Linked DNA regions of Mus musculus: region 2 is linked to region 1. Evidence: chromatin contacts called from ENCODE Hi-C or POLR2A ChIA-PET data. All regions are on one chromosome and are shown on one strand. Each heading gives the region's core, a stretch centred on a gene start or an enhancer-like site at or near the end of the contact. The rest is flanking DNA. Distances are from core to core; before and after follow the strand shown. Region 1 overlaps Pptc7 (PTC7 protein phosphatase homolog). Region 2 holds the start of Rad9b (RAD9 checkpoint clamp component B).

Region 1 (6,499 bases), core at 3,097-5,596:
AAACCTTGTCTCGAAAAGGCAAAAGAAAAAAAAAAATGGGTCTTGCAGCTGGGGCTGCAGCTTGGTAGTAGAGCAGGGCTCGAGCATGCACGGTGCCTTCAGTGGCAGCCCCAGAGGAGAAAGGAAGCTGAGGTGTCAGACCTAATAAGGTTGTTTGGCTGAGTGCTAAAAATAATTACACTCAAACCTGAGAGAGTTCTCAGCCACCTGCGGACATGGATCAGTCATCTGAGCATCCGACCCTCCTCGTCTTCACACAGGTGAAGTGGAAGTGGAAGCCGCCAGGCTGTGTATGCCTCCCTTCATTGTTCCTGCTCTGGCTATTGAACGCCCCACTGGGGGCTTTCACAAGGACCATTTGATTCCGAGGGGGCATGAAATGGTGGCTTGAGGTTTTCACCCCGAGTCATCGGGTGTTTCCTGAGGAGGAGCTCCAAGGCTCTGGCCTTTCTCAGGCTCAGGATTTAATTTCATCAGCTCCCAGAAGATCTTTTGTGTGGCCGTTTTGTAACGTTGAGTAGCTGGAGGCTTTTAGGAAGGAGAGCTGACTGCACAGCAAGCCATAGAGCAGGTTCTGACAGCGCCCCTGGCAGGCACAGCACCCACATTTTCCCTGTCGTAGGCATCAGTCCGCCTCAGAGTATAAGGAAGTATACTGCTGGACAGTACTGATTCTTTACATTAAAGTGGGTTCTTTCTTTCGTTTGCTCTTTCTTTCTCCCCCCCCCTCTCTCTTTCTTTCAAAGATTTATTTATTTTATTTATATGAGTACATTGAGTCCGTTTTCAGACACACCAGAAGAGGGCATTGGCTCCCATTACAGATGGTTGTGAGCCACCGTGTGGCTGCTGGGAATTGAACTCAGGACCTCTGGAAGAGCAGTCAGTTCTCTTAACCGCTGAGCCATCTCTCCAGCCCAAATTATGTCTTTTCACTGGGACGAGATAAGAAATACTGGAATCCCACTGAGAAACTGGTGACTGTAGTCGCTGCACCTCTGTGTCCCTCCTGTGTCTGCACAGGGGAGAGCTTGTGGTTTTGAGTGTGCTCTGCCTCCACCCCGGGTAAAGCAGGTGCATAGAAACTCTCTCCACAGCTGGCTGGAGGCAGCTCGGGCCTAGAGATGCTGAGAGGCTGAGAGGCCTGCTCCTGATGCGCAGCTGGAGAGCAGTGCCCTGGGATTAACTGAGTGTTTCCACAGTCAGCTTGCTTAGCTTTTTTCTTTTCTTTTTTAAAGAGACAGCGTCTCAGAGGCCTCAGCTGGCCTCAGACTCAGCGTGGCTGGGGATGACCTTGAGTTTCTCAGCCTCCTTCCTGCCTTCCTGTCCTGAGTACTGGGCTCCAAGCACTCCATGTGCTTTGCGTGATGCTGAGGAGTGAGCTCAGGATGCGGGCCATGCTCAGGGAGCACTCAGGCAGCTGGATGACAGCTCAAGCCAATACTTTCTTAACAATAAATTTATTTATCTACCGTATGCATATATGCGTGTGCCTGAGTGTATGCATGTCCACAAAGGCCAGAATAGGGTGGTGGATAGGTCCCCTAGAACTGGAGTTAGAGATGGTTGTGAGCCACCATGAGGTCCTGGGAACTGAGCTCAGGACCTCTGGAAGAGCAATCTAGAAGACCTCTTAAGCACTGAGCCATCTTTACAGTCCCCCAAGACTAGCTTTAATCTCCTTATTTCACTCATCTTCCCTTCCCAAGTGTGTTCTCTAACACGCTTGCCAAGTGGCTTGACTGGAGAGCCCACTTTGAGTGTTTGCCATGACTTAACTGGCTTTTTCCTCATGACTCTCTCTGTGAGGCTATTGTCCTATTGCTGTGAACAAGGAAGCTAAGCACAGAGCTGGACCGTAGAGCATCAAAGTGGCCGAGCCCCTGGGGTTCAGATCATGCTGCTGAGTGTGTGACACTGCTAAGCTGTTTCGGGATTGGGTGCAGGACTGTGCTCATGCCAGCAAAGTCCCTGTCCCAGTGGCACAGGCAGAGCCATGTAGCTCACTCCGGGTCTCTGGCTCCTAACCAGGGGTTTTATCTTTCAGTCTGACTTGCATCTCTTACGGTCTTCTCACCTGGCTTCCTTCAGGGAGACCTGCTAGATGACAATATGTATGTTTTCAGGGCTGTATGACTCTCAGAAAGATTAATTTACCCAGTGCCTCCCCAGAGTAAGAGTGAGCAGGTTGCCTGTGTCATCTTCTTACGGTTCTTGTTAACAATCTCAGAGGACTGGCTGCTGGCAGGCCATACTTGGGCATGCTCCATTTGTTTCTCGGTGAGCTGTGTGTTCTTCTGGTGGAGGCAGGTGCAATTTTTGCTGTAGTCAGCCAGGCCGGAGACTGTGGGCCTTGTACAGCAGTGGTTGCACGCGGTGCTTGCTGGCTGCTGGCAAGGTGGGGCTTGTCCTCCTGTGCACCAGTCTCTGGAAAGTGAACAGGTTGATCTTTGAGCCACTTGCAAAAATTGGTCCTATGGCCTCATTGTCATCAGTCTCCAGAAAGTGCTTCATGGCTACAGCAGAGGGCAGCCTGGTTTTGGAGGCTGGGTATGTCCCTGTCTGAAACATCAGTAAATTTAGTGAAGTGTCAGCTGCAGGAACCTTGTTCCAACGACTAAGTAGTAAGACCCAGTAACCTGCTGTGGGGCCTGGCACTCGTGTCTACAGGAGGAGGAACATGGTGCACCTTGCTTACCGTGCTCCCACACCCCTTGTCCTCAGCACCTCGGGGTTCTCGGGTGTGGGGCAAACCTGGATGGAGCTGAGTGCTGACGGGCAGCAGCCCGGGGGAGACAGTGAGCGGATGCCCATGTTGTTTGTAGGTAGCAGCACAGCCTGCATCGTGGTGCTGGACAGAAGTAGCCACCGCTTGCACACAGCGAACCTGGGTGACTCGGGCTTCCTGGTGGTCCGGGGCGGCGAGGTTGTGCACCGGTCTGACGAGCAGCAGCACTACTTCAACACTCCATTCCAGCTCTCCATCGCCCCTCCTGAGGCCGAGGGGGTTGTCCTGAGCGACAGGTAAGCAAGCAGGAGGTGCCTCACCCATCCCTCCCTTCCTCCCTCCTGTCCTCTTTCCTGAGACACTGACGTCCTCAGGACCAGTTAGTGGGGCCTTTGCAAGGGACTTGGAATAAGTGGGTATCCCAGCCAAGCCAAGGTGCTCTTACAGAGTCAGCTGGAAGTGTTGTGCACAGGCCAGTCCGCCTTCTGTCAGTCCAGTCCTCGGGCAGCCGCACACTGGCTGACGGCCGTCTTACTTGTCAGAATAACTTCCCACTCAGAGGTCCTTCTCACACATGCGCCCAACAGAAGAGAAGTGGCCAGACCTGCCTCCGTCCTTAATGGGGTCACTAGGGTGGTCTCTTTTTCTTGATGATTGCTAATGTCTTAGTTTAATTTTAAACTTCCAGGAACCTTTCAAAACAACTGGAACACTCTATAATTAATTTTCAGTGTGTTCTTTTCTTAGACTCTCGTGAGGTTAGGCTCGGACCACACTTAGTTCAGCTGCCTTCCAGGGGTGGCACCTGCTTACTGGCGACCCCTGAGTTGGGGTTCTTCAGTGAAGAGGCCCACAGTAAATGTTCTTCTTGCTTATATCTTTCTTTCTACCTATTACCTCCTAGTGACCCAGATCTCAAGGCCAAACTAACATAAAACAGGTATTTCTGCCACCTTTGATTCTGGAACAAGGATATTATATAATTAGGTATTTGGTGTTGTCCATTTAAATAATCTGCTTGCTAGGTAGGCATGGGGCTTGTACCTGTAATCCCTGTATTCAGGAGGCTAAGGCAGGAGGATTACCAGTTTGAGGCCAGCCTGGGCTATATATAGAAAGACCCAGTCTTAAAAAACTTAGAACCCTGCTGCTGAGAGAGGGAAGTGCTTTGAGCTTTGGGGTCTGCTGAGTGCCTTAGGTGGAAGAACCTCTGATTAGACATGGACTGTGTGACTAAAATATTTATTTATCTTGTGTATGAGGTGGAGGTAGTGTGTGTGTGTCCTGGCACAGGTGTGCAGGTTAGTTCTCGTCTATCATGTGGGTTCCCAGTGTCAGGTTTGGCAGCAGGTGCCATCCCTGAGCCATCTCACTGAACCCACTCTTGTGTTGTTGAGTGTGCGGTAATACATACACAGTAGCCCTAGCCATTTGGAATGACAGCCTCAGCTGACAGCCTCTGGGTCAAGGTGCTTCCTTTTCCACACTGGCTGCTGCCGGTTTTGGCCTCTGAGTACCAGATCCGCAGGCAAGATTTGGGACAGGCAGGCTAGTGGCACAGTCTGCTGCCCTGCCGTGAGGTGGAGGTAGCAGCCCGTGGAGCCCAGCTCACCAGCATGTGACTCCGGCTCGTGTTTCAGTGTGGTCGAGAGTTTCCAGCGGCACAGTGTGTTCAGTCAGAATGGGCAGAGCTGCAGCTGGCGGGACACCAAGCTCATGGGCGGGAGTGTTAGCAGAGCACGGGCTGTCCAATGGGAGGGAGGCTCTCACAGGCAGAATGGCAAAGGCCACTCGTGGAAAGGAAAACCTCAGCATAAAACAGAGCCCTGTGCCAGCCTGGCCTTTACTCTGTACTTCCAAAACCCGGTGCACTTGTAAGGACACAGCCAGAGCCTTGCATACCGACTGGAGTTTTGCAGAAGGAACTAGCCCAGTGCCCACCAGTACGATGGTGGTTTTCTCTTCCTGCTTCGTGTTCTTAGTTGTCACTCTTATCTTTAGATGTGAGCTGCCTCCTTCCCTCGATGGCCATGCAAAGCTGAGCCAGGCGTTTGCTCGGGGCACTGTAGATCCTCAGGCGTGTACCAGGCTTACTTTGTGTTTTCTTCCATGTGTTTTCTGTCTCAGCACTTAGTATACAAGTGTGGGGTTTCTGGTAAGCCTGGGGTGCTTTGGCTCTGGCCTCTTGGTCGGTGTCTAAGGTCTTGCTTCTGTTATTCCTAACCACAGGGCCAGGTGGACGATTAGGTCTCTCCTCTGTCTGCCTTTTCAGGCTGGGAAACAGTGAAGGTGGCCTTCAGGAGAGCCAGCCTCACAGGGCTGTGAACTCCTGCCTTTGTGTCCCCCAAGTTAGATCTGTTTCCTTTAGGCTTTGTAAGAAAAAAATACCTGCCATCTCATCCTTTAAAAGTTGAACCCAGCTTGGGCATAGTGGCACACACCTGTCATCCCAGCATCTAGGAGGCCGAGGCAGGAGAATTATGAGTTCAAGTTCAGCCTGAGCTACAAGTTGAGACCTTCTCTCTAAAACAGAAAAGCTATACCAAAAAAACAAAAGGCAGGGGCTGGCGAGATGGCTCAGAGGGTAAGAGCACTGACTGCTCTTCCGAAGGTTCTGAGTTCAATTCCCAGCAACCACATGGTGGCTCACAACCATCTGTAATGGGATCCGATGCCCTCTTCTGGTATGGCTGAAGACAGGAACAGTGTACTTACATTTAATAATAAATAAATTAAAAAAAAAAAAAGGCAAGCAACCGTCCTCCTGCCGCTGGTGTAACCCCATGTTCTCCAGGAGGCTCTTGGGCTAGCTTCTCTCCAGATTGATGGATGCTCTGAGCTTAGAAATCTTCAAGTGTGTCTGCCCCTCTTTACAGAAGTAGTTGTATCCACCACATATTCCTGCCTTTTCTATTTAACATATTACAGATTTTCTCTCAATTCAGAGGGTTATTCTGTTTGCAGTATGCCAATTAGCTAGTTTCTTGAAGCGTTCCATGTCAGGGTGGGAGATACACAGCCCTTAACTGTGCTAGAGCCTCTCTGGGCGCTCATGTTCTCTGCGGGCGGCTAGCCTCCTGAGAGCCAGAAGGGGCGTAGTGGTGTGGGTGGGAGAGGCTGGGATCAGAGACTGCAGACTGGACAGGAACACTCCCTTGCACATAGTGGAGGTTAGACCTGCCTCAGGAGAGAGCCTTCCTCTTGATCCATGTGCCATGCGTGACTGGTCTCTTGGCCTGGACTCAGCTTTACTCAATGGCTTTTGTTGAGCCTTTGAAACATACAGATGATGCTGTCAGCTAGTTTTCTCAGGATTGACATTTTGGTATGACTTCATGTTGTGAGGCGGGGTTAATGCCCCAGCTGGAGCATGGAGGTCACAGGACACTGGTGGCAGTCAGTTCTCTCACTTGTGGGTGCTTAGGATGGGAGAACTCAAGTGAGCAGGCTTGCTGGTCTTCCCCTTGTCTGCTGACTCGCTCGCTAGCCCAGCTTCCTTAGTTGAGGCCATATTTAAAGCCTCCTGACATTGTAAAATGCAGGTAGCAGGGCCTTTGGCACATACCTGCAGGGCTTCCTTCACCTTGCTGTTCCTCCTCTGTCCTTGCCACAGCCCAGACGCTGCTGATAGCACATCTTTCGATGTCCAGTTAGGAGATATCATCCTGACAGCAACAGATGGGCTCTTTGACAACATGCCTGATTACATGATCCTCCAGGAGCTGAAAAAACTGAAGGTAAGGAGCCTGGAGGCCCTGGGAGCTGCCGCTC
Region 2 (7,135 bases), core at 2,392-4,891, 39 kb after region 1:
AGAGAATCCCTGTCTAGAGAAAAACAAAAACAAAAACAAACTAGCTATATTGCTACACTGGCCTGGAACTCATGACCTGATTGTCTCAGCCACTTTTGAGTGCTAGGTTCAGAGATGTGTGGCCTTGTGTCCAGCTAGAAAAACAAATTCATGTTCAACTGAACATATATGTAGGGAGCATGTGTCCTGTGTGTGTGTGTGTGAGAGACATAAGGCCAGAGGTCAACCTCAGATGTCATTTCCGAGTCTGTCTTCCATCTGGACCCCCTTCTTCATTAAGAGGCACCTCTCACTGCTCTGAAGCTCATCAGGTAGTCTAGGCTATGGGGACAGTGAGTCCCAGGGACCTGCCTTCTTCTCTGCCTCTGCAGCACTGGATCTACCAGCATTTGTCACCATACCTACATTTCTTTTAAAAACATGGTCCTGATCATGATGTCAGATCATTTGCTTGCAAGGCTGACTGATCCACCTCCCTGGTTGGACGTTTTAAAAAGCTGTTTTGTTTTGCATGCAGACGAGCTTGTGCCTTTTAGTCCTGAGGAGATAACCTCGGCCACTTTGCTTACACTACACCTGCAAAGACAGGTGTCACACCTGCCACACTGCATTCCTGCACAGAACCCACTCCGAAGTCGTCTGCAGACTGTACGCACAAAGACACTAAGAAACACACCACTTTCTGCTGCACCTACCATGCTTGCCGAAGAACTGAATGACGACTCTGCATTTATCCGCTCTGGCGACTACTGTGCACTTCTCCACACTTCTTTCAAGGTAATTCAGACATCTAAAGATTGGCAGAACTGACTGCAATACAAACACATCGTAAACATTAAACACATACTTACTATGGCTACCCCATTAACTTTAAAAAGCCCAACAGATGAACGTCTGTATATTCATAAATGGCATAGAAATGATTAAGTATAGTACAGCTGTTAAGCCCTACAAAAGGAGTATTCCTCCCATATAAGAGAAAATCAACTGTTTTTACCTTTATTGCCAATTTGCAATTTAAATTCAGTGGTAAGTCAGTATCACTCATCGTGGCAAAGGGTGACCACTGATAATGTTGAAAAAACATAGATGAAAACAGGACGTAGCCATACGTGGAATGACAAGAATTCACAGATCTCAGAGCAAGCTGGAAAGGAATAAGTGAGCTATTTCAGAGAAGACCGACTTCTATCCTGAGTCAATCCTGCTGTGACCATAATGCCACAAATACATTCAAATAAAACCGTGCGCACTGAACTTGCACATGGTACCTACAGATGTGTATATATCTATATTGAACATACACATACAAAATCTATACTCTCAAGCTCTGATACCGTAAAACTGTCAGTGTCCACAGTGACCACAACGTTAATGCATGAAGTGTGGGAAGTGACAGAAAAGCCCTAAGTGACTGACCTCATACCTTGCCTGGGGGGAGAAGCTATAACTTAACGCAGCAGCCATTCTGGGAATGCATGCTTATAAACTGTCAGGTTTTGGAATTTTTATGTGCTCTCGATTTTACCCACCACACTTCACTTGGACTTAGCACTTTTAAAACATCTTCTCTTGCTTTAATATATGAACCAGTCACTTAACATTCTTTTAAATTTAATTTATCTTGGCATGTAAAATAGGTTTCCCGTAGTTCAAACTGGTCTCACACTTGATATATAGCTGGCTGAGCTCTGCCTCCCTGGCACTGGGAATATAGGCCTGTGCCATCACACCTGGTTTGTTTTGTGTTGTTGTCGTTGTTTTTCGTTTGTCTGTTTGTGTTTCTTGACCCGTAGGGGAGGGTTTGAGACAGAGTTTCTCTGTGTGGCTTTGGCGTCCTGGAACTTACTCTGTGGACCAGGTTGGCCTTAAACTCAAAGAAACCCCACTGCCTCTTCCTCCCAAGTGCTGGGATTTGAGGCACACCTGGCTTTTTTTTTTTTTGGTTTGGTTTTCGACACAGCAGGCCTTTTAACTTACACCTTTCTCGGATGGGTCTAGCCACAGCTCATCGCTCACTCGTGATAGCGTTTGTACTGCTTTCCCAAATACTATGGAGGAAAAGAAAGGTGCGTTCACATTCTTCCCAAGCAGTGAAGACAAACCACAAGACTACTCTTGTATGCACAGGACTCAAGTGAAAACCAGAAAGGACGGTGGGATCCACTGAACAACTTAGTCATGCCTGTCAAATGCAAGTGATTCTTCTGTTGCGTGTTAGCGCCCTGTGGGTCAGACTGCCTGAGATGGAAATAGGGGATTTTAGTTTTACAGAGACAAGACTACTCCTCAATCAAAACACTAGTTATCCAAAATTGTTGGCAAACTTCATCCTTCCGAAACTTCAAGGCCTTTTCCGACTAACCCATTTCATCCTGGCTCTACTAATTGCTCTACGCTTGATCTTGGGCTAAAGGCTGGAAACTAAGTGGTTAGCACTTGCATCCATTCATGGGCTATCCATACGACAACAGCATTGAGCATCTTGGCTTCCAACATGCTAGGCTAGGTTAACATGTTGTTAGACTATAACGATCTCAACTTTGATGCTGTGTCAAGCCTTAGCAAAGTGCATCACTATGAGAGGAGGCACCATGACAGGAATTCACCACACGGTGTCCTAATTGTATGTGATGCCACAGAGCTGGAAACAGTGGTTTGAAATCCTTTTTTCCTGAATATGTCCGAACAATTTCCCGTTAAGTGATTACACTGAACTTTTTGGTCAAGATACACCTGGGAGTTAAACTACTCAGCCGATCCACACAGCGTTTTATAGACTAATTTACATTAGGAAATGCCGTATACCCTTACCTACATACACAGTAAGACTTCAATAAATATGCATCGACATAAAATTCAACATTATTTCTCCTGCAAGCCAATTTCCGTGCTAATGCTCTCATTCATTTTGAGTTCTCCCAACCTCTGAAGGGGGATGGTACACTGGCCCTTCTTTGGTCTGTCTACACACAAACCCGGTCCCCAGCCCAAGCATCCCACCCCCCTTATAAGGCTATGTATTATACAGTTCTCCACACAGTCTTTCTAATTTCTGATCTCACTACATGGACTTTTTATTTAGCCCATGCTTCTAACAACCTCTATCAACGAAGGGGCTAATATTAGTCTCATTTTTCGACTGAGGGACAGAGAGGATTGTTCGAGATTATATATTAAAACAAAAACAAAACCCAACAACAATAAAAAAAATGTCTCCGGCAGAATGTCGAATAAAGCAGCAGGTTGGTTTTCCCACAGCTCAAAAATACTTTTGCTGGTCAAGTATTATTTCCCCCCTTGAATTCTCTCCACATCAGCCCTCCTCAATCCGAGTTTAAGGCCCAATGGCACAATTCTTTTCTCGGTCACCGAATTAAACCCTGGACATAAATCAAATGGAACGGGGCTGGCATGCTCTTCGAAGCCCAGCATGGCCCTCGCGAGGCGCGCTATGGCAGCTTCAGTCGTGGCGAAGAATGGCGGAGGAGGCCGAAGAAGACGATGGATAAACCCTGCACGAGGCGTTAGACTTTTCCCTCTTCTAAGTAGCAAAGCAAGAATGGCCGCTCCACCTTTCACCTGGCCGCCCGTCATCCCGCACTTCAGCATGGCTACGGGCAGAGCAGGCATGGAGGGCGCAAGCGCGCCAGCCGCGGGTGCCCGGATGTTGCCCCCGCACTTTCCGCGAGCTCAGCCTTTCCTTTGCCCCGCCCACGAGCGATTTCTTGCAGCGCCGGGTTTTTTTTTTTTTTCCCTTGACGGGAAATGACCCTTACGGGCCCCCGTAAGACAGGCTCTTGCCAACTTCGCGTCTCATTGGTGGCGGAAGAAGTGGGCGGGTCGACCGAGGAGCCTGAGGAAGAGGGCGGCGGCGTTCGTGGTGATTGAACGGAGCCCTGGTGACAGGATGGTGAGCCCCACGGCGGCTGCTACCCGGGTGGGGCCGGGATGCTGCGGCGTCCGGTTGAGGGAGTGGGGTGGGGGCGCGAGGAGGATCCGGGTGGCCGCGGAGTTGGAACGGGAGGACCGCGGCTGGTTGAGGGTGCGGCTCGGCCTGATGTCGCCCCCTCGCCCCAGCGGCCAGAGGGCGTGCGAGGCGGACCCGGCGGCCGGACCCGGTCACGAGATCGGCTCCGGCAGTCGGTGTGACCGCACGTCTCTTCCCTCCTGGTCCTTCCCGGCTTGCTGGGGGTAGCCGGCCTCGGGGCAGAGCGCGAAGTAGCCGTCGCACTGGCCGCCACTCCGGACGGGGACCCGGAAAGGGGACTGCTCGTCTCCTGTGGCCGCTGCGGCCCCATTGAGCGATGTCGTGGGGATCGTTTGGAGCCTGCGGAGATGCGCGGGGTTGTTCGGAGAGCCTTAGCTTACCCAGTCTGCATCAGACCTTTAGGCCCGTCCCCCCCAATAGATTGCTGTCCCTACGACTTTTCTGTGCAGACACGTCCTTGTAATCCGATTTTCGAAGGCACTCTTTGCTCTCTAAAGTTGGGGGGGGGGACTGCTGTTTGTCCTGATGAAGGTTAAAGTGAAGGCACCTCACTGGCTGCTGGGCACGCGTTGCGTTTTTCACAGATTATCCTTGTGCAGACAACCTTTTAAAAAGGTGGCCTAGCAAACACAGAAGTGGATGCTCACAGTCAGCTAATGGATGGATCACAGGGCTCCCAATGGAGGAGCTAGAGAAAGTATCCAAGGAGCTAAAGGGATCTGCAACCCTATAGGTGGAACAACATTATGAACTAACCAGTACCCCGGAGCTCTTGACTCTAGCTGCATATGTATCAAAAGATGGCCTAGTCGGCCATCACTGGAAAGAGAGGCCCATTGGACATGCAAACTTTATATGCCCCAGTACAGGGGAACGCTAGGGCCAAAAAGGGGGAGTGGGTGGGTATGGGAGTGGGGGTGGGTGGCTACGGGGGCCTTTTGGTATAGCATTGGAAATGTAAATGAGATAAATACCTAATAAAAAATGGAAAAGAAAAAAAAAAAGGTGGCTTTATAAGCCGTTCCAAAGGTATATGCTTAAATTCACTGGATTTTGGCATCTAAAAGAGAATTATTTTGCTTTAGACTCCAGTTTAAAGTAGACTAGTTCTTTGATGGCAATTTGGAGACACTTGCAAGGAAGAAGAATTTGCTGGAATGATTGCATATTCATGTCTCTGAAGTCGTTTTGAGGGGTGAACGCTTATGTTTAAGGGCAGTTGCTATGCTGGGCATCACGTTTCTTTTAAATTTTTATTTTGAATTTTTGTGTATGTGTCTCTACATGAGTTTATGTGCACCAAACAAGTTCAGGAGCTACTGGAGACCAGAGGGCTTCGGATCCCCCGGAACTGGAGTTACAGGGAGTTGTGAGGTGCCACGCGGGTACTGGGAACCAAATCCGGGTCCTTCAAAGATCAGCAAGTGCTTTTTAATTGCTGAGCCATCTCTTCCATCCTAAGTCAGGTTATAACGATGTAGCCCTACTGGCCTGGAAATCAGAGATCTGCCTGCCTCTGTCTCCTGAGAGTGGGCACTAAAGGAGTGTGCCACCACACAGAGCTTGATCTTGACATTTTTGTCACATGATAAAGTACTCCAGCTAGTAATATCCTCTATAGCACATAACTTACCCTGGAGTGTGATTTTTCAATACTAGAACCTCAAACATAAAATAAATAAATATATATATGTGTGTATGTATGTGTATATATATACATACACACACACATATATACATATCTATATACACACACATATATATACATACACATATACACATATACCTCCAGTATATCTAGAGATAACAAGACCCCAGTAATGAGAAAATACTAACTTTAACCTTTTCCTGATGAATTCTTCAAATTATAAATATCAAATCTTTATAATCTACTCAAATTATAAAGAGTAGACAGATTGAGAAGTAAAGAAACAGGAGTTGGTGTACAAAGCAAGAAAATGTAGAACGACATTGACAGTTTGCTGTGTGTGGGTGTTTGTCCTGTGTTTAAAAAGAGAATCAGTAGTTCTTTTGGAATTATTTTCGGCACAGCTGATTTTTAACATTTCCTTTCATAACATTCAGAAATCATTAACAATTTTTGCATATTTGGTATGGGTTTTTGGTTTATTTGTTTCTTTTCTTTTAACTTTTGTTGCTTTCTTTTAACATTGGTCATGTTTCACCCCCTTTTTTTTTCCATTCCCCTGTCTGCAATCAACTTCTTCATTCCACTAAGGCTGGGCACAGAGTAAGTTTTTCTCCGCTCCTACTAACAATGGTGGTTGGGTGGCTGATAACTGACTGGATTTCTTACTCTTTCCAGCTCTGTCAAATAGGGAGTAATCAAATCCCCATGCTTGTTTGGGTTTTTGCTTTTACATGATTTTTGACAAGACTTTGGCTTCCAGATCCTTTGCTGCCTCTACTGTCTGTCTAACCTGATTTGTCATTGTGGAATTTAGGCAAGGACACTCTTGACATGTTATTTCTTTCCCATAACTTTGTCACCAGCAGCAAAGCAGAGGACTCCATCTCACTGTGGAGCCATGATGCTGCCTGCAGGGCCATTCATCCAGTCACAGTTTTGACACACTAATTGTCAGGGGTGCTGTGGCACCTTACAGAGTTGACATCTTCAATAAGGATAACAGTGTTGTCTCTCACCTCTGTTCTTTCTGGTACATTCTCAGTGAACAATTCATTTTTAGTCTCAGATTTGAATCTATTTTAGACATACCCCTCTTAGGAGTTCAGAGTTCTTTTAATATAGATTTTCTTTCTTTCACTTTTCCTCAAATGTCAGCATCCCACAGTCCAAATCTGAAGGGATCCCCCCCCCTAAAATGAAGATGGTGTGTCAAGACATGTCTATTGAGGGTGGATACTCTGTAGTGGTTTTAGCTGTCAAAGGTGTGCTCATTTTGTGACCACCCACACACCTATTAATTCAGCTACTCTGTGTCCTGATAACTGTTGCTTTTGGTTTTGTTGTGAGATGAATCAAGTTTGTTTTTGTAATCATCTCATTTCACACATTTTTGTTTTGTTTGTTTTGGTTTTTGGATTTTCAAGACAGGGTTACTCTGTGTAGCCCTGGCTGTCCTGGAACTCACTCTGTAGACCAGGCTGGCCTTGAACTCA

The links. Hi-C counts contacts between places; a loop is a spot of excess contacts on that map. ChIA-PET counts read pairs that join two places held with the same protein, here RNA polymerase II (POLR2A).
Region 2: a map of left cerebral cortex shows a loop between it and region 1 (1.8-fold over the local background). The contact joins the promoter of Rad9b here to the enhancer-like site in region 1. A Hi-C loop is called at or near these places in 1 of 37 maps with a recorded cell type or tissue (left cerebral cortex). POLR2A ChIA-PET finds 5 or more read pairs at or near these places in 3 of 5 experiments (Patski and embryonic stem cell).

The regions. Positions count from the first base shown.
Region 1 is chr5:122,310,770-122,317,268 of GRCm38, forward strand. Pptc7 (PTC7 protein phosphatase homolog) reads left to right here. Exons shown (of 6, transcript NM_177242.4): 3 at 2,826-3,024; 4 at 6,342-6,465. Among named protein-coding and RNA genes, the nearest start is that of Pptc7, 30 kb to the left of the region's middle. Within about 2 kb of position 4,347, at least 1 of the 3 ENCODE cell types and tissues checked has a DNase peak (open chromatin) inside an H3K27ac peak, as active enhancers do.
Region 2 is chr5:122,350,564-122,357,698 of GRCm38, forward strand. Rad9b (RAD9 checkpoint clamp component B) reads right to left here and starts at 3,642. Exons shown (of 13, transcript NM_001382853.1): 1 at 3,576-3,642; 2 at 1,981-2,051; 3 at 998-1,147; 4 at 696-810. The coding sequence starts at 3,612. It overlaps Vps29 (VPS29 retromer complex component), which reads left to right and starts at 3,765. Exons shown (of 4, transcript NM_019780.2): 1 at 3,765-3,913. The coding sequence starts at 3,911.